2 separate regions of the Homo sapiens genome follow, and region 2 is linked to region 1. The links are chromatin loops, found by intact Hi-C in ENCODE. Cell type or tissue: K562. All regions are shown on one strand. Links, peaks and the distances in the headings refer to the core of each region. The heading gives the core; the rest is flanking DNA.

What was found. Peaks named below come from ENCODE experiments on the same cell type or tissue, not always from the same donor. Only the 100,000 strongest peaks of a DNase experiment are listed, where the experiment ranks them.
Region 2: a loop joins it to region 1, with 15 times the contacts of the local background. A loop is called at or near these places in 2 of 110 quality-filtered maps.

What each region holds. Positions count from the first base shown.
Region 1 is chr1:223,723,161-223,731,292 of GRCh38, forward strand. The region is part of intron 2 of CAPN2 (calpain 2); the gene reads left to right. Among named protein-coding and RNA genes, the nearest start is that of CAPN2, 15 kb to the left of the region's middle. RefSeq lists an enhancer at 4,331-4,991. In K562, for the core only: no CTCF peak of the experiment used is centred there; DNase peaks (open chromatin) are centred at 3,451 and 3,751.
Region 2 is chr1:221,735,561-221,741,478 of GRCh38, forward strand. DUSP10 (dual specificity phosphatase 10) reads right to left here. Exons shown (of 4, transcript NM_007207.6): 2 at 3,374-4,227. The coding sequence starts at 4,184. Among named protein-coding and RNA genes, the nearest start is that of DUSP10, 3.6 kb to the right of the region's middle. RefSeq lists enhancers at 2,954-3,183, 5,066-5,205, 5,599-5,918 and a silencer at 5,516-5,565. In K562, for the core only: no CTCF peak of the experiment used is centred there; no DNase peak of the experiment used is centred there.

The DNA.
Region 1 (8,132 bases), core at 2,219-4,718:
AAAATTACCTGGGCTTGGTGGCACATGCCTGTCGTCCCAGCTACTCGGGAGGCTGAAGCAGGAGGATCACTTGAGCCCAGGAGGTAGAAGCTGCTGTGAGCCGTGCACTCCAGCCTGGTTCTGGAGCCACTGCACTCCAGCCTGGGCAACAGAGGGAAAACTTATCTCAAAAAGTAAATAAATAAGTACCCATGTAGTTAAAATGTTTAAAGACTAGCAAATAGATGTTGGCTGGTTTGATGGAGAAAGTAAATCCATTCTTTTTCTTAAAAATGATCTCTTCACCACCAGTCCCAGCACCCCCCTTACCAGCCTCCCAGGGCACTGTCCATGGCTACATTGTCCATGGGCCATCATGTCCCCTCGGCTTCTCTTCTGGTTGTAAATGCTCTTGCACTTTTCTCCCTTGTGGCTGCCGTCCACACTCCCAGCTGCCTTCCCTCTGCACTTAAGATCTAAGATCTTAGAGACGAGATGAGACATCTCTTGCCTTCGTGCATCTAAGACAGCTCATCAACAGGTCCAGGTGAACTGCTAACACTGCTGTGTTGCTTGGAGGCCCCTGTCCCACCCTGGCTGCCTCAGCTTTGGCCATGGTACCCACGGTCTCCAGCTACATCAGATGCCTGAAGAACAAATCTCTCCTTAGCTCTCCCTGCCCCCTCTCCAGGAATAGGAGCAGTGGGACCCCCTTCAAGAATCCCCCATTTCCCATATACTTTCCTGCAAAGCCACAGGGCGTGCAAAGTGGGATTCCAGGGCTCCAGCCTGCTCCCCATGGGCCTCTGGATCCAGGGGTGACTCTTTGCCTGTTTGGGTGCCTCTTTAGATTTTCCACCAGCTTCCTGTGGCCAGGAGCCAGACCACGCCCCTATACGGCCATAGTTGTCTTATCTTGTCTCTGAGATTAGAAGGTTGGAACAGATTTTCCTGATGCCCCACTACTTCTGACATTCTGTGACTTTAGAATGTTACCTTCCTCGACAGCCCCCTGCACCCTCACACATCTGGCTTTAGCTGGACTGGTGTTTGTGAGGAATTATATCTCCACCTTGTTCAGCACCAGTCCCCAAGAAGACCAGCCAAGGGACACTCATCTGGGGATTTGAGAAATGAAGGACCGTGGGTTCCATGAGGTCTGTTGGGGTCCTGGCTAGCAACACTGTCTGGATGATTGAGCCCCAGGAGGAGGTGGCCTGGCCAGCAGGTGTGCAGTGAGGCCACTTCTAGACCACCCCTGTCCCATAGAGCTTCTAGTGATGATGGAAACCGTGTATATCTGCACTGCTCCAAACAGCAGCACTAGCCCTGTGTGGCTGTGGAGCACTTGAAATATGACTCATGCAACTGAGAAACTGAATTTGTAATTTTATTTAATTTAAATGTAAATAGCCACATGTTCCTTGTGGCTGCTGCACTGCACAGCAGCAGACTGTTGCGCTCTGGAATCCAGCCTCTCAGCCTTTACTCTCCAAAGCGGGATAGTATTCACATCAGAGCCAAACAATGCACAGACGTCAATAAACAGGCAGGGCATGGTGGCCCATGCCTGTAATCCCAACACTTTGGGAGGCTGAGGTGGGAGGGTCCCTTCAGCCCAGGAGTTCAAGACCAGCCAAGCAACATAATGAGAACCCATTTCCACAAAAAAAAATTTTTTTAATTAGCTGGGCATGGTGGTGTGCACCTGTAGTTCCAGCTACTTGGGAGGCTGAGGTGGGAGGATCACTTTGAGCCCAGGAGGTCAAGGCTGCAGTGAGTCGTGATTGCACCATGACATTCTAGCCTGGGTGATGGAGTGAGACCTTGTCTCAAAACAAACAGCTAAACCTACATCAATAAACATCTGTAAATATCAGGGTAGCGAATGAGGACTTGGTGTCTGGCAGTTAGGGACTGGCCTCTTATTCTGCCACATACTGGCTCTGTCATTTTGAGTGGATCACTATCCTCTTCACACCTCAGTTTCCTCATCCGTGAAATGAAGATAATAATAGTGCCTACTATCAAGACCATCCTGGCTAACACGGTGAAAACCCATCTCTACAAAACTACAATATGAAATACAAACAATTAGCCGGGCGTGGTGGCATGCACTTGTAGTCCCAGCTACTCAGGAGGCTGAGGCAGGAGAATCGCTTGAACCTGAGAGGTGGAGGTTGCAGTGAGCCATGATCGCACCACTGCACTCCATCCTGGGCAATAGAGCGAGACTTCATCTCAAAAAAAAAAAAATTGTGTCTACCTCAGAGGACTGTAAAGATGAAATGAAATAATAGACATATAAAGCTCAGAGCTCCAGAGGCTGGTACATAGTAAAGGTTTAATCCATGCAGATTGCACGTTCTCTTTGGGGACAGTACAGCTGGAGGGGAGTACTGTCAAATGAGGTCGCGTCGCTGAGGTGGAGACACATTGTGGCACATCTTGAATACCCGACTGGGTCCCAGCTTTAGCACTTGACATTGGCGGCCACCTAAGTTTTGGAGAGGGGTATGACAGAGGAGGTGGTGTCCCAGGGGGAAGGTCCGGAAACTCAGAGGAGTTTCCTGCTGTAATTTTCTTTGGTCACACAATGGTCATGGCCTCCTGATGTTTCCCACAAAGGGCCAGAGGCCCTTCAGTGCCAAGGAACGTGGACTCTCTCCTATCCCAGCACATACACGTGCTTCCAGTACCTTGTGATCTCTAGCCATAAGTTTCCACTCACCCATCTGCGAAATGGGAACAATGACGATGTTTGCGTCCTTTCTTTTTCTTTTCCTACAATGCAGGGAACTTTAAGACTATGTGACAGAAAGGTGCCACTGGAACCCAGGGCCTCGTGGGTTTCCTCCGTCTCTCGGGAGACCAGGATCCGAGTGAGAAAGTTTCCCACGTTCATTCTTGTTGGGCCCATTCTCAGGATGATGTTTCTCCTGTATTTTGCTACCCCAGCCCAAGCAAGACTAGTAGTTCAGCTTTGTGAATCCCCTCAGGAAGTCAGGAAAATAGATACTGTCTTTGGGCTTCCTCCAGGAGCTAAGAAAGGAGAGTTCCTGAAGAGCAGGAATTTAAGACAGGAATTGGCAGCCGAGGGCAAGGTTCCACCTCCTCCTCCCTTCTTCTGTGGGGTCTGTGATGAGAGCAGGGATGGGGAGGAAGAGGGTGGGTTTGCCTGCGCCTGGGGGGAGGGCAGCCATCAGGAAGGAGCAGCCACCTCTGCTGGGGTACTGGAGATAAAAACTCTGATATTGACTAGTGACCGTGGGGGCGATGGCCCAGGAGGGTCAGGGCTGCAGGGAACAGGGACACAAAAACGACAAAACATGCAACAGGTTATGTCCTTCTGGTCCAGGGCACGGCTGAGACAGGCAAGGGACTAGAGAGAGGAAGAGTGAATGTCAAGCCCCAGCACCCTCGCCTCCCTCCCATCCTCCCTTTTAGGGCCTCCCTTCTGGCAGATAGGGCAGGGAGAAGGGAAAGGAAAGGCCTGGGACACGTGGTTTGGATCACTGGCTGTGGCTCACAGTTCTGATGTGTGTGCAGTTTAGGGAAGGAGGCTGAAGACTTCTTGTTAATAAGGGTGGGGCATGAGTAAAATGGAGGATCTGCCCCCTCCCCTCCCAGCCCCTGATACAAATGAAGGATGATTGTACATGCATGGGGAATTCCACTTTGGGGGTATCCTTTTCTGGGCTGCTGCCAGACTCTGAAATGAGTAACAAAGGGATGGCCCAGGGTGACTCATCAGCTACCCTCTCGCAGGCCTAGCACGCTGGCGGGGTGTGCATTTCCTCTAGAGAAGCCCCTCCCTGCCAGTTTCAGAGGGATGGCCCTGAATTGGCTTTTCAGAGGTTCCTTCTCCTCCCTTCCAAAGCGAAGACCCACAGCTGCCTGAAAATGTGGCTCTCCGCCTTCTTGGGCTGCCTAGGACCTTGAGAGATGTGTCTCTCTGGGACAGGGTGTCAGGTCTGCTGGAGATTGTTAAAATGCTGTTGTCTCAGGAAGGGTGAAATTTAGCCAGGAGCAGTCTTCAGTAGCTTGGTCTGTTTATCGTGTATCTAGCTGTCAGCATGCAAAACAAAAGAACAAAAGGTCTAAAGAAATATAACGCAAAACAGGTACGATTTGAGATCCATCAGGGTTTCTCAACCTTGGCACAACTGACTGGATAATTGTTCATTGTAGGGGGCTGTCCTGTGAATTATAGGATGTTTAGCTGCATCCTTGGCCTCTACCCACACACCCCCGTGTGCCACTCAAAAATGTCTGCAGACCTTGCCAAATGTCCCCTGGGGGCTTGGCGGAGTTGGGGGGTGCATGGAATGCCCCCAGTTGAGAACCACTGGCAGAGCAGGAGTGAAGGGGGAGGTACTGTGGGGGTCACTGGGCACACAGAATGCCATTTGGGGAGCCTGGTGCAAGGGAGTGGCCGGATGGGAGGTAGGAATAGCAGTGGTAATCAGTAGGTGAGTTGCTGAAGACAAACTAAATATTCTTTCCAGCATTGCTTCAATCTAATCCAGCCGCAAGTATGAGTAAATACTGTAGGAAAGGAGAAAACATTGCATGTACGGGGTCAGGGCAGCATTGCTGGGATATTTGAGCCTGTGGGAGGGGAGCTTCAAGCTTCCCACTAGCATTGGGAGGAACACAGCAAAGGAGGAGAAGGGCCCTCCCTGCTTCTTGGAGAATGGTTCCACTGGCAGGCCATTCCGTCTGCTCAGCTTCCTAGCTCAGGTGCCTTTCCAAACCACACATCAGCAGGGAGACAGTGGGAACATCTCAGGTCCAGGGTACCTTGGGAACTGCAGAGCAGCTGGGTGGCCTGACACTGGCATTTCTCAGTGTTGGCTCCATTCTCTTGCTGGCACCCCCAGGTGGGAGACTCTGTTAGCAGGTGTATCTTACTATCCCTGGCTCCCTGGTATGCGTTACAGTTCAGACTCCCAAGCACAAGCTCCCTGTTTTGTCACACCTGTATCTAGTGTGTAACAATCCACCCCAAAACAAATGGCTTGAAACACAAGGCATTTTGTTCTCTCTCATGGTTCTGAAGGATGACGGGGCTGAGCTGGGCAACTCTCTCCCGCTCTCTCAAGTGGTTGCAATCAGATGGGGATGGGGACAGAGTCATCTGTAGGCCCCCTCAACCACATGTCTGGTGCCCGGGCTGAAGGGTGGATCAGCAGGGGTCCAGGGATCTCTGTCTCTTTTGTGGTCTCCCCATCACAGGGACTTGAAGGTAGCTGAACATCTTACAGCAGCTCATGTCCCAAGAGAAAGACCTGGGAGCTGTCTCATCTTTACGACCTAGGCTTGGAAGTCACATAGCATCACTTCTGCCATATCCTATTCATTGAGATCAATGAAGGCTCACCCAGGATCAAAGAGAAGGGACATGGAGCCCACTTCTAGATGGAGAGTGGCAGGGTTCTGGAAGAACATGTGAAACCAGAAACATTGTTGCCACCATTTTTGGAAGACACCACGATTCCTCCCCTTTGAATAATGGCCTTCTTGTCCTTTACCAGTAATAACCCAAGCTGCTTGGACATTAGCTCTTCATGGTTTGCGGGGTGGGGAGGATGTGTTTTCTGGGACTTCCCAAGGTACACAGTAGTGAAGGACTTCACAAGCTGGGCTGATGTGCCAGCTTCAGGACTCCACTCACCCCCAAGCGTTCTGAGATGCCCATGGGGCTCAGGAGCCCTGACTTGCACAAGCCAGCAACTGCCTTTCTGCTTCCATTCAGCCAGCTTTACTGGGCATCTGTTATAGGAAGAGCAGTGGGCTGAGACTTCAGCAAAAAAGACAAAAGCAAAACACAATCCCTTCTCTATACAAGGTTCTTCCCTTTCTGTGTCCAACCAGTCCCTCCATTCTCGGTCCTTAACTCATCACCAAGCCGCCATTTTCTTCTATTCCCCCATTACTCCAAGGCGGGCCTCAGTTCTCACCTGGAGTCTGGCTCAGGATGCCTACAGGTGGCCCCAGAATTGTAATGGCTTGACATGCAATTTTTCAGCTTTACAATGGCATGAAAGCAATACACATTTAGTAGAAACTGTACTTGAAGTACCCATACAACCATTCTGTTTTTCACTTTCAGTACAGTATTCAATAAATTACATTGAGTTGTTCAGCATTTTATTTTAAAACAGGCTTTGCCTCCTTAGATAATTTTGCCCAACTGTAGGCTACTGTAAGTGTTCTGAGCACAATTAAGGTAGGCTAGGCTAAGCTATGGTGTTAGGCAGTGTCAACAAAATAGTCAAATTCTGTGAAATATTTAAAGAGTTTATTCTGAGCCAAATATGAGTGACCAAAGCCTGTGACAAAGCCCAAGGAGGTCCTGAGAACCTGTGCCCAAGGTGGTTGGTTTACAGCTTGGTTTTATACATTTTAGGAGGACATAAGTTACAGGCAGACATCAATCCAGAAAGGCGGGACAACTTGAAGTGGATGGGGAAGGCACAGGGGCTGGAGGGGGCTCCGAGTCACAGGTGGATTCAGAGATTTTTCTGATTGGCAGTTAATTGAAAGCATTAAGTTACTATCTAAAGACCTGGAATCAAGGCCGGGTGCGGTGGCTCACACCTGTAATTCCAGCACTTTGGGAGGCCAAGGCGGGTGGATCACCTGAGGTCAGGAGTTCGAGCCTGGCCTGGCCAACATGGTGAAACCTCGCCTCTACTAAAAATGCAAAAATTAACTGGGCATGGCGGTGTATGCCTGTAGTCCCAGCTACTCAGAGGCTGAGGCAGGAGAATCGCTTGAACCCAGAAAGTGAAGGTTGCAGTGAGCCAGGATTGCACCACTGCACTCCAGCCTAGGAGACAAGAGCAAGACTCGCTCCCAAAAAACCAAAAAAAAAAAAAAAAAAAAAAAAACGAAAACCTGAAATCAGTTGAAAAGTGTGCCTGGGTTGAGATAAGAAGTTGTTAGAGACCAAGGTTTTTATTATGTAGATGAAGTCTCACAGAGGGCCACTCTCAAAGGCAATAGATGGCAAATGTTTTCTATTCAGACCTTTAAAAGGTGCTACTAGATGCTCAGCTAATCTCTTCAGGATCAGAAAAAGACCTGAAGGGAAGGTGATTCTCTACATCAAGCTTGTCCAACCCTCGTGCTGCCCAGGATGGCTTTGAATGTGGCCCAACACAAATTTGTGAACTTTCTCAAAATATTATGAGATTTTTTTTTTTTTTAGCTCATCATCTATCATTAGTGTCAGTGTATTTTATGTGTGGCCCAAGACAATTCTTCTTCTTCCAGTGTGGCCCAGGGAAGCCAAAAGATTGGACACCCCTGCTATAGAATGTAGATTTTCCCACAAGAGACAGCTTTCAGAGACATTTCAAAATCTGTCAGAAAAATATATTTTGGGCTAAAATACTTTGATTTCTTTCAGGGCCTGCTATCTGTCATGTGATGCTCTACTAGAGTGTGGTTGGAATTTGGTATCTTATTGCTAGGAAGAGTCTGTTTTGTGAGTCTTAAGATCTCTGTTTTCAGTTAAGGCTGGTCAGCTGTGCCTGAATTCCTAAAGGAGGAGGATAAAATGAGGCATGACGGACCTCCCTTCCCATCGTGGCCTGAACTTGTTTTTCAGGTTTACCTTGGAATCCCCTTGACTAAGGGGGCACCCATTCAGTTAGTTAAGGGGCTTAGACTTTGATTTTTAGTTTACAGTAGGCTGAGGTGTATTAAATGCATTTTCGACTTGCAATATTTTCAACTTCTGATGGATTTGTTCAGATGTAACCCCGTTGTAAGTTAAGGAGCATGTATACTTGTATCTAATCCACTTTGGGCATTGCTGCCAGAAAACCTGTCCTCAGGGAGCTATGGAAGTAGTGGAGGCAAATTATTAAATGGATGGATTAATTCCAAGTTCAGATCATGTTGGGAGTCAGCTGGGAGTCAGTGTGAGGATCTGGGAGGGGAACAGTAAGGGGTTAAGAGAGATACCCCAAAGGATGATTAAGGAGGGAGAGTTGGAAGGAAGGTTTCCCACAAAGAGGAAGCAGGGAGTGATTCATTCTGAAAAAGGCAAATATTTTATTATGCTTGGAGGGTCTGGTGCAGAAGGGGAAAGGAAGAGAAGGAAGTTTGGCTTAAATTCCCTTAGGAGCCAGTTCAGATTC
Region 2 (5,918 bases), core at 695-3,194, 2.0 Mb before region 1:
CAACAGAAAAGAGAAAGCAAATAGGAAAAATATAATTGTTTAATCTGGTTGATAGGTGTATGGATGTTCATTACACACTTTTCTGCTTTTCTATATGCTTGAAAATGTTTATAATAACATTTTTGAAGGCATATACTGTCTTTAAGAAAAAGGGGCAGTAGACTATTTCTTCCTACCTAAGTAAATGACAAATTATTTCCCTGGACCCAGCTTTACTGAAAAGAAAGGGAGCCTGAAAAACTTTATAGCAAAAACGGTAGCTCTCGTTATGGATGGTCTAGAATTGTTCAACTTTCTTACTCAGTTTGACTAGAAAGCAAGTTTTAGTTGATTAAAAATCAGCTTTGAGTAAAACAATATAATTCTTTCAAAGACCTCACAAATCCCTAAATATTTATTCATTTGGATCATTTTCACCAGGTTGAAGAGAAGCACAGGTCTGATGCCATTTATTCTTTAGAAGATGAGACTAAAACATAGATTCTAGCATAGGTCACAACAGGGAGGGCACTGTAAATTAGAACAGTAACTTAATCCCAGGGGCTGCCATGCCTCTGATCGGTTTCTTCCCAACCTGACACAGCATTACTAAAATGGCAAGTTAGCAGCCGCTCTACTTGACAGACAGCACCAAAAATGGAGAGTATGGCATGGAGACAGGGGGACAAGGATCTTGGACAGGGAGGGTAGCAACCAGTGTTTACAAACATAAACCAGAGCATCAGATGGGCCAGCCATAAATTACCCAAGATTGTACTGAAATCTCTGAAAATAAACTAACAAGCCTTTAGAAGTTTCCTCCTTATGTTCTAACTATGCCCCCCTCCCACCAACTTCCCTGCAAAAATTACTCCTTCCGAAATGGTACCACTACCACTCTTGCTGAAACACAATCTTATCACCAAGGGAGGGGATTACTCAAATAAATCTGAGAGGAGAAGCCAGACCAGAATGGTCTGCTTGACCCACTCAAGAATCTGAGAGAAGTCTGCTGGTCATGCCTTTGGGGAATGCCCACCCCGTCTTTCACCACAGTGGTGCTATGGTATTAATCTCTGGTTTACCAAGTTGAAAGGATAACGAAGGGCATTCTAATATTGACCCATTCCTTTCCCTTCTTTTCCATCTTGGTCCCAATTTTAGGCCATTCTCCCAAAAGATACCAAAATGATAATGATAATTATAAAGTAGAATATAGACCCCTTCACTCCTGAACTACATATTTTCAATGAAATTCCCAGATATTTGAAGAAAAGGCCCCCAAAACTACAAATAATCTAACCTCTACCACCAGAGCATCTTCCAAGTCGACTGCCGCGGTGTCTCACCAACTCGAAAATGACGAGGCCTCGCAGTGGCTGCCCAGGGCGCCCAGTGGTGAGGTCAGCAGTGTGTCCTGCCCCGCCCCATTGAGGCAATCTTACTCTGACACTGAGGAAGAAGTCTAGGCTGTCCAGAATCTCAGCTGCATCCACAGGAAAGGGAGAGAGGATCCTCACTTTCACAAGTAGCACCCAGGAGATTCATTTCTCAATGACTGATGGGTCACCCCTATCCACAACTCCACCCACTGCAAAATAGAGAGTAGGGTCTGCAACTCCTTGTAATCATCCCCATGATTAGGAGGTCTAGGATCATCTTGATCCGTGTTGTTTCCTCTCTTCAGATCATGAAGACACAAAAGACTTGCTTTTTATCATGAACACCTGCTCTGCGTGAGAAAAGAGGAGATCATCATGATCATTGGCTATCCTCCTCTTTGCTCCCCAAGACAAACTATTACAAATGGGAAATTCCTCGGTAGGATTTTCTCATTTGTAAGAGGCTAGACACATCAAGATTATGGTAAGACAATAGCAGGGTAAATATCCTGGGAATCACTCAAAGTCAACCATACAAGAATACAGAAACAATAAAATACAGAGCTATATGGAGGAAATCTGAACATATTTGTGACCTCAAGAAAACCCACCACAACCACCACGACCAGGAAATGTCTAGAAGCTTCTGGAACTCTCTACATACAATTCTTTCATGTTCTCCTTCCCAGCAAAGCCCACCAGCCCTAAGGAGAGATGTGCCTTTGTGGTAGTGTAGCCCCATGAGGGCAAGTTTGAGGAGAGCGGAGGGTGGGAAGAGGAGATTGTGTCAGTGGAATTCAGAACTATAATTCCCAGAACACTGCTTAACAAAAGGCAGAATGCCCCACTGGGAAGACAAGAAGGAGAATGGCAAAGCTGTCCCATAGAGACAAAATAACTAACTTGCTCACCCACATGTCCTATTGCAATTTAAATATGCAATGTGTTCAAACTCAGCAACACCTTTGGTCAACACACTTTAGGAGACTGGTTGGAGATGTGACCCAGAAACTGCGTACCTTGGCTCAGAACACAAGAGGAGAGAAGAGAGAAGACGACTATCTCTCACTACCACCACCAGGTAAAAGATGCCGAATGAGAGTGATGTACAGTGCCCCAAAAGTCAGTATCTGAGGGCAAAGAGGTGCAACTAGGCTGGGCACAGGATGCAGGCTACTTGGAAAGGTTAGGCAACACGGTATGGAAGGTGCTCCGAGAAGAGTGGTGAATAATTCCTTCTGCCAGAGCTCAGTTCTGCTAATCTCAGTTATTCTGCATTCAGTATACTGGGGCAAGTGACCCATTACTCCATCTTGGGAGGAGCCATGATGCCAACCGTTGTCAGGTGAGGCCAGAAAAAACAATGGGTTGGGGAGTGTTTCATAAAAACGTCTCTGTTCCCTTGGAGCCTTGGCAGAGGAATGGATGTAATTGGTGAACTTATACTTTATATGGGGCCTTAGAATAAGAAGCTCTGCCCTTCTTCAAGGTCACTTTATAAACCACATAAAAGTCAAGCTGGTCAGAAAGGTGAGAAAGAGAAAGAATTTCCCACAGTAAGAACTGGTACCTGTAGGTTTACTTGTAGTTCACCATAGTTGCTCCTTCCTCTGTTCCATCAACATTGGTTAAGTCTGAGAGACAATAACTTTCCAACTAGTGATTGATTGGAATAGAGCTAGCAGACCAGGCATGACTTGAGATACCATCTGGTGTGTATAAAGCCCCTTTTTAGAAAGATGAGAAAACAGTCCCAGAGAGGTGAAATGACTTGCACAATGCAAATTAGAACCCAAATGAAGGGTAGAACCCAGATCTTCTGGCTTCCAGTTCAGTGCTGCTGGGTTTTTCTTACTAAACCAAAACAATAAAGAGCATAGAAGGGAAGAGAAGAATAAAGTCTATTTTGGTCTTTGGTAGCCAGGGTAAGGAGAATGCTGTCACTCTACGAGAAAACCCAAAGTGAACCCGGCTAATCAGGACCGTGCTTGGGAAGGGAGCAGGGGCATTACCTTTCAACACCAGAGGTTCTTTGCCTTCTCTCTTCAGGGACTCGAGGACTATGTGAAGTGGCTGGGAGGGCATCACTCGGCTTGGTTCATTGGTATTCTCATCATAAACTATAATTTCTTTGGAAAAGATCCTCTTGAAAGAGTCCTTGCCTTCCCTACAGGAAATCAAGTCTAGGACAGTGATCTTGCCCTGCTGCAGTCTCCGCCGGCTGATCTTATCGGCACAGTTAATGTGGACAGCTCCTTGGATGTGACTCTTGTTGTACTCCATGAAGGGCCTGCAGTCAATGATGACAGGGCCCTGACTCGGCAGGTGACTCTTGCTGCATTTGGTCATCTTCTTTGCCAAGTCATTGGGGTAGATTATTTTGATGCTGGCTAGCTGCTTGGGGGTCCCTGACACAGGGCTGCCCACCCCACTTGATGGACTTAGAGAGCCTGTATTCTCATTATTGTTGACCATCTGGTTAGCAGGGCAGGTGGTAGAGGTTCCGATGGCAGTGGTGGTGGTGCCAGCGGCAATGGCTTGGGTTTGGGCCTGATTGTCCTTGTCGTAGGTTGCCACAGTGCAGCAGCTGGCACTGCTGCATCCACAATTCAGCGAGCGGGCAGAGCCGCTGGATGAGGGCATATACGTCAGATTCGCAGCCTTGAGGGACACAACGGTGGTGGCGATGACAGGAGGGTGGCTGTTACTGCCTGGGTTGGCAGAGCCAAGGTAACTAGAGTCTAAACAAAGGTTGAGATCCTGAGGTCGGACGGGCCTAGATAGTGCCACTACTACCCTGTCGTCTAAAGGAGACGGAGGCATGAGGAGGCTGAAAACTGGCAATTCAAGAAGAACTCAAGACAGTCTGTAAAGAAGGGGAAGGGGGAAAGAAAGAATAAAGTCACGTGACACAAAAGGCAGTCTCATCCAATCCCTGGGAAAGACCTTTGCATCCCTCTGAGCAAAGTCGTCCTAATTGCCCTTTATCATACCATTATCAAAACTTGAAATTCATTTTTATGTATTCAAAGAGGATGCAAACCTGAGGGCTCCAATCAATTTGGTTGCTAAGTCTAAGGTTAAATTTGGATGTAATGTTGTAAATGTTAATGAACAACCTTTCCTGGACCTACATAAAAGTTCAGCTGTAGAGAAGGTATAAGCACAAATAATTAGAAAAGCTGAAGACAGAAGGGAGGCTCTTAAGAGGCATCTATTCTGAACCTCAGCTCTCGGGCAGAAGTACACTGCAAACATCTGAGAAAGACCCATTTGTCCACCCTTGCATGCTTGCCATTTAATTCCCTCACTCGCTGCAAAGGCAAAGGGGTAACCAAGAGCACTGGCATGGTTCACAGAAAGGTACAGCAGCTAAATATACATCAGGGTGGATGTCAACTTTCTGCAAATCCCCTTAAGTGAATCTCTTTAACTTGGAGCTATTCTTGCCTTCCATTCTCTATTGGGGTCCTTTGAAAAGCACAACATAGTCATACTAAAACCTCACATGTTGTCTTTTGGCCTCTTATAAATTAATCTGCATTTCCCCTTTTCACTACTAACTGGTGTCCTAAAACGAAATCTCAAGCCATGGAGCCAGATCTGGAAACCTGGAAACCCCAGCCCCGGCAAATCCCTCACCCTTTGCTCTCTCACCTGCCCCCGCCCTCATTCCTGCCTGGAAAGGACAACTTGGGCTCTCCTCCCCTCTTCATCTCCCTGGCTGGCACAGACTGTGCATCCTAGAGCTTCTCTCAATGGGAGGCAGCCACGTTGTATAAGGTTTCAATCCCATACAGATATCCCCCCTTCAAGAGTACTGATTCCGTAAAGAGGACCTCCCAATTAGCCTGTACTCGTTGAAAGGGACAGTGAATTGTTGCCCACCGGATCTATCTCTGATTTCAGAGTGTCTGCAAAAAGACAGCTCCTTCCTCCTGTAGGCACAGGGGCACTCTACAACTCAGGCTTGCTAACTCTTCTTCTTCTATTAGACATGCACATAGCAAAGACGCCAAACCCCACGCCAAGAGACGCTCACCTAAACGAACTTTAAGAGCTATCAGGAAAAATGCCATCTATCATCCGTCTACACACGACCGTCACCATTCTCATCCGTCTACACACGACCGTCACCATTCTCTGACACAGAACCAAAGTGTCACAGGCGGAATCCACACTCACGCGCGCACACGGGGCACGCACCCATCACGTCGGCAGATCTCCAACGACTCGGGTTTCTCTCACCCACCTTTGGATGGGAGCGAAGGAGTCAACCCCCCTTCCCTTGCGTAGTATTTTTTCTGAAGAGCGAGTTCTATTCCAGAAGCTATAACTGTTTCCCGGTTGGACCAAGCGGTGAAAGTCTTTGCTATTGTGTTACCTGGTAGGACACGTCCAGGATCAACATACCATTTCTTCTGAGAGGGACGCATAAGCGTGTTCACAGAGACACGCGCTGGGACCCCCACCTCCACACAGAGTTCAAGGCTCACACACACACACACGGAGTGTATAGAGAGACCTGCATCCCTGCAGCAGAGGGTCGGGCGTACA